2 separate regions of the Homo sapiens genome follow, and region 1 is linked to region 2. Evidence: chromatin contacts called from ENCODE Hi-C or POLR2A ChIA-PET data. All regions are on one chromosome and are shown on one strand. Each heading gives the region's core, a stretch centred on a gene start or an enhancer-like site at or near the end of the contact. The rest is flanking DNA. Distances are from core to core; before and after follow the strand shown.

Region 1 (4,963 bases), core at 951-3,450, 57 kb before region 2:
GCCCAGCCTGGTCTCGAACTCTTGGGGTTAAGTGGTCCTCGTGCCTCCTAAAGTGTTGGGATTATGGGCATGAGCCACCATGGCCAGCTCAGATCTTTATTTTAAAGGTAAAATAGAAAATATTTCAATAAATTTTTAGCATAACGCTGGTTGCAGATCACACCTATAATCCCAGCACTTTGGGAGGTCAAGGCAGGAGGATCGCTTGAGCCCAAGAGTTCGAGACTAGCCTGGGCAACATGGCGAAACCCCATCTGTACAAAAAGTTAAAAGTTAGCCAGATGTGTTGGCTATAGTACCAGTGACTTGGAAGGCTGAGGCGGGAGGATCGGCTGAGCCTGGGAGGTTGAGGGTGCAGTGAGCTGTGATTGTGCCACCACTGCACCCCCGCCTGAGAGACAGGGGAAGACCCTGTTTCAAAAAAAAAAAAAAAAATTATAGCGAAGTGAAAACAAAGTATGCTGGGTAGAAAATTGACCAAGGAATTAAATTGGGTTTTCTAGAGCATTCCAGACATTTCCTCAGTGAAAAGCCGCTCGTAGGGCCCCGTTCTGAGTGTCTTCCAGTAGAGGGAACAACCTGAATGTTCTCAGGGTGAAAAAACGACCAGGTCAAAGTGCACATCCCACTGGTAGGCCCTTGCCCTGGATCCTGGGATCCCTGGCCTGGGTCCTGGCGGTGGGGCCGGAGCATAGTTGGGGATTTGCCTGCGCAGCTGCAGGACACATGCGCTTAGTAGGCCAGCAGACCTCCAAGCCGGGCGTGGGGCTGTGCGAGGATGCTGGTCTGTGCAGTCAGGCCATGGGGTCACTGGATGTGTCCAGATCCCAGGAGTAAGTGAAGAGGCTGCTGGGGCCTGGAGGGAGAGGCCGGCCGCCCAGCCTGTGGCAGATCCTGTAGCAGGGAGGGCCGGCCCAGGCTGTCTGTCGGCCTCTCCTGTCTGAAAGCCACAGAGTTGCGGGGGCAGGGACCAGGAAGTGGGGGCAGGGGTGGGCTGTCTAGGAAGGTTCTCTGTGCCTGCCCAGGAGGCAGGCAGTGTTGAGGACTGAGCCTCAGGGTGGCTGTGTGGCTGGAGATACAGCAGGGCTGCTTTCCAGGGAGGGTGCCCTGAACCGAGTCCAATTCTGGAATCTTCAGGTGTGTGGGGTCAGTGGGTCGGGGCCATCAGACTGGAGTTCAGAGCTCCCGTGTGGCTTTGAGCCTCAAGGACGTGGCGGTAGAGGGGCCCCTCACAGGCGCCCGAGGGCAGAGACTGCTGTTCTCAGTAGAAATTGACACAGAGGAGGCCTGAGGCCCTGTCCCTGGGCTGACGGCAGATGCATTGGTTTGTTGGAGGTGGCTGGTTTGGTGGTTTGGTGGTTCGGTTTCCTGGCCTGCACACGTCACTAAAGGTGTCTCAGGAACATTCTACAGCAGCCTGTGGGGCCCTTGTGTGAGCAGGACTGGCACTGTGGGATGACAGGGCATCCTAGGTCCTGGTTTATCTTCTCTGCTCCCAGTGGCTGCTGTCTGTGCCCCTCAGCTTCCCCAGCGTGATGTTTTTGCCTCAGTTTCCCCAGCGTGACTCCCCACTTCAGCTTCCTCAGCATGATGTCCTTGTCTCAGTTTCCACAGCATGACATCCCCACCTCAGCTTCCCCAGTGTGATGTCCCCGCCTGCCATCCTGTCCTGCAGCCAAGAGCTCCTCTGGGCTCAGCCAGGACTGCTGATTTGCAGTCACGTCCTGTCTCGGGTGCAGCCTGGAGCTTCAGGGGTGTGACGCTTTGGGGGTCATGGCCACCAGCCTCTTGGAAACACCCTCTGGAGCCCCGCCTTGGGCAGCACTGCATGGCCTTGCTGTGTTTCCTGCCCGGGGCCATTTCATTAATACTGTGTTTGCGGGAGTTCTGTCTCTCGTCTTTGGAGCGCCCCCTCCCTCTATTTCTGTACAGGGGAGCTGCTTCTTTCTTTCTTCCCCCATCTTTCCTGCCTATTAAATTCCTGCTCCTTAAAACTAAAAGAAAAAAAAAAGACCGTTGTGATCTGGAAGCGGGGTCACCCCAGGACCCCTATGGTGTGGGGGGGGTGTTGATCCCTGGGGCTGGGAGGGTCCCCTCGGGGCTGGGTGTGTCGCCTGGGCCTGATCTGAGCCCTCCTTCTGCCGCAGCTTTCCGGGCCCTCCTGCAGATCCGGGCGGTGCGGAAGAAGCCAGGAGCCCTGTCCCCCGTGTCCTTCAGCCCCGTCCTGGCCCAGAGCCTGGAGCATGATGAGCACTCTGTAAGTGCCGCCTCCTGCCTGCGGGATGGGCGGGAGAGGGGCATGAGTGCCTGGGCCAGGCGCAAGGCCCAGACGGTCCAGCCAGCAGCCCCGTGTTCTCTTCTGTCCAGTGGGCAGGCATGGCCCCCATGGATGGCTGTGAGGCATGAAGGGGGTGGCCAGGCTGGGCCCTGGGGTGCCGCTGCTGGGAACAGCGCTGCTGCCATCAGTACCAGAGCCTGCGACAAGGCTGAGCGCGGTCGAGGTCTCGGTGGAGCCAGGTGCTTTTTTTTTTTTTTTTTTCTTTTTGAGGCAGGGTCTCGGTCTGTCACCGAGGCTGGTGTGCACCCAAAGTGGTGCAATGTCAGCTCACTGCAGCCTCGACCTCCCGCCTCAAGCAATTCCCCCATTTCAGCCTCCCAAGACGCTGTGACCACGGGCGTGTACCACCACGCCGAGCTAATGTTTTGTATTTTTAGTAAGGTGGGGTTTCCCATGTTGCCCAGGCTGGTCTCGAACTCTTGGGCTCAAGTGCTAGTCCTGCCTCAGCCTCCCACAGTGCTGGGATTACAGGCCTGAGCCACCGCCTCCACCCCGTGGTTCTTAGTGAATGAGCCATGCTGTTTCCCCCATGCGCTGCTGTGCAAGGGGCACTGGTGACCCTCCTCCCACGCTCCAGGCCCACCAGGCGCCCTCAGTGGGGACCTTAAGGGCAGGCCCTGCTTCAGCAACACAAGGGAGGTGGAACCCTGGCTTCAAGGACCCAAAGACAGACAGAGACATGGAGAGAGATGCACAGAGAAACACAGAGACAGGGCGAGAGAGAGGTGGAGAGACACAGGGAGAGGCAGAGACAAATGTGGAGAGACACAGAGACAGGATGAGAGAGATGTGGAGAGACAAAGGGAGAGACAGAGAAAGATGTGGAGAGACATAGGGAGAGACTGATGGAGAGATAGGAAGAGACAGACAGATGTGGAGAGACGGAGAGACAGATGTGGAGAGACAGGGTGAGAGAGATGTGGAGAGACACAGGGAGAGACAGAGATGGGGATGGGTGGCAGGGGCTGTGGTGGGCAGGGAGCAGAATGGGGGAGTTGGACAGTGACTGGTTGGGCCCGGGTCTTAGGCCCCCTGCTCCCCACTGGCCACGCGCATTGTCAGATTGAGTGCCTTTCTTGGCTCTTAGCTGTGGCTGTTATGAGCCGTTGGTTCTTCCAGGCTCTGCTGCCTCTCTAAACAGAAAAGAGGAGCAGAGCCCTGAGGACTGGCGTTCACAGACAGCGCCTTTGCTCTAGAAGGCTCCTCCCAAGCCCCCTTGATCAGGGCCTTGACCTGGGCCCTATGGGCCTCCCTGGCAGCAGGTGCAATGTTTCTGAAATGGGGTCAATGTTTAAAAGTCTGGAATTTCCCTTAAAACCCAGATTTTGGGTTTGTCTTTTAAAATCTGACATGGTCTTGATGCTAGAGGAGAAACATGGCTTGGGGGTCCCTGTCAACCCAGGCCCTCTAGGCCCCTACCATCGTGGGGCTCCTGGCACCACGCTCTCCAGCACTTTTGATGTTGGCTTTGATTCGGAAACGCTGCGTGTGCTCAGGTTTTTGGTGGAGAGAGAAGCAGCCCCTGAGGGATTTGCCTCTGAGAGGGTTTCACCTAGGGAGTGATCGATGCTCAGGCGTGGCTAGGTTTATTGTCCCTTGTTTTTGCCCCTCCCTGTTTGTGTTCTGGTGGCTGAGGATCCAGTAGGTCCCTCCATGTTTGTCCCTCTTATGCTGAGTGAGCTGGGCGGCCGGGGTCCGAGGTGTGACCAGGCAGCTCTGACCTCCACATGCCCCAGAAGGGCTGGCACCCAGCCAGGGAGCCGCCGTCCTCTCTGCATGGAGCAAAAGCAAACGCTCCTCCTCACCTGCCAGGTTCCTGTTGGAGCCCCTTCCACGTAGTGACAGAAAGAGCCACCGTGGGTGTTCTCTCCAGCGAGTGCCTAAAGATGATGGTGGGGTGGGTGGGTCTGGGGCTGACTCTTCTCCCCAGCCCTCTTGAGGGGTTCATGGTTGGTGATAAGTGAGCGGCGGTGCCTGGGCACCGGCTGGCTGGGGGACTTTGACCAGTGTGGCTTCAGGATCTCCACCCTGCACCCAGCCTGCATTAGGCAGCGTTCAGCTGCCCTCACGTCCACCTTGGCCAAATCTGTTGCCCCAGGTGACCCAGACTGCGGGGGGACAGGCAATGGGGATGAGATTGGGCTCCACAGCCTCCCCACTGCAGCAGCACAGCTCCCGGGAGCTGCCGAGACGCACACATGGCCCACCCAGACCCGAGTCAACCCTCACTTAGGACAGTCCCGAGATTCACGTCCCCCGGAAGCTTGTGAAGTTCTGCGCCACGGTGTGGCAAGAGGACAGCCAGTCAGACCTGTCCAGCCCACTCCAGGGCCGCGTGGGGGTGGTAGTTGTAAAACATATGATTTTTATCTTGACAGTGTCCCTTTAAAAAATCAAAGCCGCACCCCGCCTCCCTGGCCAGCAAGAAACCTAAAAGGGAAACAGTAAGTGTCTGGTCCTCCGGCTACGTTTTTTTGCCCCCGCCCTCATTTTTAAACCCACGACAAGTAGGGGAGATCGTTTCCGCCCCAGGCTAGTGTCTGATTCATATAACCCGTCAGCTCCACTTGCCCAGTCCCGGCCTCCCTGCCCAGGGAGTTTGTGGAACCGGAAAAGCTCTCGGTC
Region 2 (4,732 bases), core at 670-3,169:
GCAGTGAGCCGAGCTCAAGCCACTGCACTCCAGCCTGGGCAACAGAGCGAAATTCTGTCTCAAAAAAAAAAACAAAAAAAAAACACTAAAGTGAAAACTAAAATGTCCCATCCCGAGTGGTGTGGTGTAAAGTAGCATTAGAGATAAGACGTTTTAGTTTTCATTCAACTTTTTGGTTCTGTCCATTCTGAAAATGCTAAGTATCTGTTACCTTTACAGTGAATCCTAAAGAAAATGTGGTACTTAGACACAATGGAGTACTATTCAGCCATAAAAAAAGAATGAGATCCTATCATTTGCAAAAACATGGATGGAAGCGGAGATCGTTATGTTTAGTGAAATAAGCCAGGCACAGAAAGATAAATATTGCATGTTCTCAATTATTTGTGGTTATCTAAAAATCAAAACAACTGAACTCATGGACATAGAAAGTAGAAGGATGGTTACTTCTAGTGTAACCAAGGCTGGGAAGGGTAGTGGAGGGTGGGGATGCTTAATGGATACAAAAAAAACAGAATGAATAAGATCTAGTATTTGATCAAGCCACTGCACTCCAGCCTGGGCGACAAAGCGAGACTCCGTCTCAAAAAAAAAAAAAAAAAAAAAAAGATCTAGTATTTGACCGCACAACAGGGTGACTATAGTCAATATAATCTAATTGCACATTTTATTTATTTATTATTATTTTTTTTGAGACATAATCTCACTCTGTTACCCAGGCTAGAGTGCAGCGGCGTGATCTCGGCTCAATGCAACCTCCGCCTCCTGGGTTCAAGCGATTCTCCTGCCTCAGCTTCCCGAGTAGCTGAGATTACAGGTATGAGCCACCATGCCAGCCTAGTTTTCGTATGTTTAGTAGAGACGAAGTGTCCCCATGTTGGCCAGGCTGGTCTCAAATCCTTGACTTCAGGTGATCCGCCCGCCTTTGCCTCCCAAAGTGCTAGGATTACAGGCGTGAGTGAGCCACCGCGCCCGGCTGCACATTTAAAAATAATTCAAAGAGTATAATCATATTGTTTGTAACACAAAGGATAAATGCTTGAAGGGATGGAGACCCCCATTTTACATGTGATTATTACGAACTGCATGCCTGTATCAAAATCTCTCATATACGCCATAAATATATACACCTACTACGTACCCACAAAAATTAAAAAATTTTTAAAAATCTTAACAAATGTGATGCTGGTGGTAACTGTCACGCCCACAGAGGAGGTCTGTGAAAGCACCCAGGCACCCCCTCTCGCCCCGTGGAACCGCATCGCAAAGGTAGCTCACTGGCCCCGGGGCGGGTCCCTGGCCGACAAACCCGTAACTCACAGCAGTGACGCTTCCCGACGCCCCCCGGCCACATCCCCACAGGAACGCTACGGCGCACAGGGCATTACTGTGCCCCCACCACAACCACATAAAGAAAATGTGGGGGCTCGGTCCTCCAGTCACGCGGCGAGCAAGTGCAGCGCGGGACGCCCGAGCGCCGGGTCTAGGCGGGCTGCAGGTGCCGGCAAGTGCTGGGGCCGGGCCGCCGCGGAACCCACCTGTGCTGGGCCTCAGGCCTTGCGCCGCCCTCGGGCTGCCGTCGCCAACCCCCCCCAAACAGCTCGCCGCCACGCTCCCTCGCCGGGGCACCGCCCCCGGCACCCGCCCCGGAAGTAGTTGCGGGAGGGCGCGGAGCACGCCGGGAAGCTCGCGGGTCGGCACCGGGACAGCTCCCGGGCGCCGTGGAATGCACACGTCCCGCACCCGGACCTTCCGGTCAGCTTCCCGGCTCGCTGTCTGATGCCCGCGGTAGCCAATGAGCTAGTGGTGTTTGTCCTGCTCCGTCCCCGCCCTCCAGGGGAACCAATCCCATTGCAGGAGAGGCAGGACGCGCAAAGGCCCGAAAGAGGAGCTGGGCGGGGTGGGGGGAAGGCGGAGGCAGTCTAGTAATGTAAAGCTCCGCTGAGAGGGAGAGTGCTGAAGAAGGGGACAGCCTCTGTACCTGCGGCGCGGCCCGAGGGGCGGACGCGAGCGGAGTGACGCGCTGGAGGCTGTTTATAGCGCTGTCAGGACAGCGCGGGGAGTGGAGGCAGAGGCCTGAGGTGAGGGGCCTCGGGCCTGCTGCGCCTGCAGGGAGTTGAACAAAACGCGGGGAAATACGGGCTGGGGGTGGGTGAGAGGAGGAGCGATGGGCTTTCCACTTCCACAGCTTTAAAATTTAAAAGCTCGACCCGGGAGGCTGTTGGCGTCTGGTTGCCATAACAACCGGCAGCCTCGTGGCAGGCCGGCTGGGGGCGGGGCTCTGAGAACCGGGGCGGGGCTGTGGCGGGGCTAACAGGCTGCAGCTGAGAAACCCACCCCGAGACGGAGCCGGAAGGCCGTTATTCAGAGGCGGCTCCGAGCCTCCCCTTCGCCTTCTGGATGCTCTGAGCTCCTCAACTTGGCGTTCAGGGCCCTGCATTGTCTGGTCCGTTTTCACCGGAGAGTCCAGCAACTGACACTTTCTTCCCTTAAACCTGTTGGGCGGTTCATTCCTTTGAGCTACTGTACATGCTCTTCCTTCTGCCGGTAATGCCGTTCCCTCCCCTATTGTCTTGTCCGCCTGAAGGGTTTATCAGAGTCTCTGGAGGCCCTCTTCATCCCGACGATTCTGTTGCCCTAAGAAATACTGTGCCCTGAATTGCGGAACAGAGCTCTAGTTACAAAAAACACCCGCTGGCTGTGTGCACCAGATGCGTCCCCAACCCGCTGCTCCCAGTTCAGAGTGCACCAAGCACCTGCCCTATTCCCAGAAGTACAGAGGAAGCAAGCAGCCCCCAATTCACATCTCCTGCCGCTGCCCTGATTGGGGATGAACGGGCACTGACTGCAGGGCCAAAGCCACAGCGGCCTCTCGAGCTGCAGAGTTCTCCTGACACTGGCTCTAGAGGACCCTCACCCCCCAGCTCTCAAGCTCAAGCTCCCCAGCCCCCTGAATAACAGGACCATCTCCTTTAAGACTCTAAGATATAAATGCAGGGGCTGGTCAGAGTAGTGACTCCAAAAAAAAAAAAAAATCACTTAGTGACTCCAAACTGTCAGCCAGGCGCGATGGCACATGCCTGTAATCCCAGCACTTTGGGAGGCTGAGGCAAGAGGATCACTTGAGGCCAGGAGTTTGAGACCAGCCTGGGCAACAGGGAGACTCCATCTCTACAAAAAATAAAAATGTTAGCCAGATGTGGTGGTACACACCTGTAGTCCCAGTTATTCAGGAGGCTGAGGTGGGAGGATCACTTGAGCTCAGGAGGCCGAGGCTTCAGTGAGCTATCATTGTACCACTGCACTCTAGCCTGGGCGACAAAGCCAGACCCTGTCTCCAAAACAAAAAAGCAAGGTGTCTTCTGTTCCTTGGTAAAGGGCAGTAAAGGGTAGTAGGACTTGAAATTCCCCCTGATTCAGAGTCCACTGTTGCTATTTACTAAACACCCTGAGCCTATGAAATGAAGAGAATAGTTATGCTATATGGGGTATATATAAAATATACCTATATATCATTATATATCGTACATATGGCATTCTATATAACATGTACATATATCTACATAGGTATATTTATATCAATACATATATTTGTATATTATTATGTATATATCACTATATACATTATATACCTGCAGGCTCCACATGTGTGCATGAGTGGGAACACACACACACACGTACACACACAGTGCCTGGCACTAACAGGAGCTTGCATAACTAGAAGGAAACTGAGGCAGGTGGTGAGGCCTGCCAGCCTGTTTGGTCTCCTACAGCTGGTAGAGCAGCCCCTGCTCTCCTGACCTTCAGTGGCCCGGACCCTCTTCCATCACCCTGTGTACCCCACAGAGCTCCCCGGATTATGGTGCACTGAGAAGGCATCTGGAAGCCTGGGCCCTCATGGCATCCAACGATAAAGGCATGGCACCCTCGCTGGGCTCTCCCTGGGCCTCCCAGATGGGGCCCTGGGATGCCATCCTCAAGGCTGTCAAAGACCAGCTCCCGTCTCTGGACTCAGACTCCCCTTTGGTAAGCAAGAACTCTCTCCCTGGATGCCTTGTCCTTCCTACCAGAGCAGGCATGACGCTGGCCAGGACAGCTTTGGAGCACTTCTCTGAAGACTTTTCCTGCTGACCTGTGCAGTTTGTTGTCATTTTACTTTAAATCGCATGGCCAGACTCAAAGTTGTGTTTTCTGGGTGCCTATTTCCTTCTTTACTCTTTCTTCTGCCTTGATTGTCATCTCTGAGCATGGGTATTGGTGCTCAGCATCTTGGGAGACCCTTTCAGTGGAGTTTTTGGTGCTGACTTGGAACCCAGGTCAATTTGATGCAGAAGCTCTGTCCTTTCCATTCTGCTATTCTCCACTCTCTCGTGCCAGGACAGGGCCAGAACACCCACTGAGAATGCACAATTCCAGTGCATTGTGATAAGCCTTCGAGGGATTCTGCATTTGTGGTTTGGGGTCCCTGAAATGGCTCTCAAAGACGCTCAGACCAATAGCCCTAGGTGCAGGCATAAGACCCTGCTAAAGATGCTCCTGGCGGGGGCTGCTCAGTGCACAGGTTGGCACTGGGCGTTAAGAGACAGTATGAGGGTTTTAAAAGGAACGGGCAGGGTTTGGGTCCTACCTGGGCACCAGCAACAGAGCTTCAGGGACCTCAGACGTCATCCAGTGCATGACGAGGCTAAGGAGAACCTAAGGGGACCCCACGCCTCAGTGCTCAGGGTGTTTT

The links. A loop is a pair of places that touch in the nucleus more often than their neighbours do. ChIA-PET counts read pairs that join two places held with the same protein, here RNA polymerase II (POLR2A). Pooled maps may share reads with other maps.
Region 1: a pooled map shows a loop between it and region 2 (5-fold over the local background). The contact joins the enhancer-like site here to the promoter of DNAAF8 in region 2. A Hi-C loop is called at or near these places in 2 of 168 maps with a recorded cell type or tissue (CD4-positive, alpha-beta memory T cell and naive thymus-derived CD4-positive, alpha-beta T cell) and 11 of 50 pooled maps. POLR2A ChIA-PET finds 5 or more read pairs at or near these places in 19 of 52 experiments (CD4-positive, alpha-beta T cell, CD4-positive, alpha-beta memory T cell, CD8-positive, alpha-beta T cell and 14 more).

The regions. Positions count from the first base shown.
Region 1 is chr16:4,675,316-4,680,278 of GRCh38, forward strand. It overlaps MGRN1 (mahogunin ring finger 1), which reads left to right. Exons shown (of 17, transcript NM_015246.4): 11 at 2,148-2,257; 12 at 4,717-4,782. Among named protein-coding and RNA genes, the nearest start is that of MIR6769A, 6.5 kb to the left of the region's middle. RefSeq lists an enhancer at 926-1,548. Within about 2 kb of position 2,201, at least 12 of the 41 ENCODE cell types and tissues checked have a DNase peak (open chromatin) inside an H3K27ac peak, as active enhancers do; they include CD4-positive, alpha-beta T cell and CD8-positive, alpha-beta T cell, where a contact is called at or near this core.
Region 2 is chr16:4,732,618-4,737,349 of GRCh38, forward strand. DNAAF8 (dynein axonemal assembly factor 8) reads left to right here and starts at 1,920. Exons shown (of 10, transcript NM_139170.3): 1 at 1,920-2,081; 2 at 3,847-4,026. The coding sequence starts at 3,898. ANKS3 (ankyrin repeat and sterile alpha motif domain containing 3) reads right to left here and starts at 1,654. Exons shown (of 18, transcript NM_133450.4): 1 at 1,321-1,654. RefSeq lists silencers at 1,440-1,499, 1,550-1,779.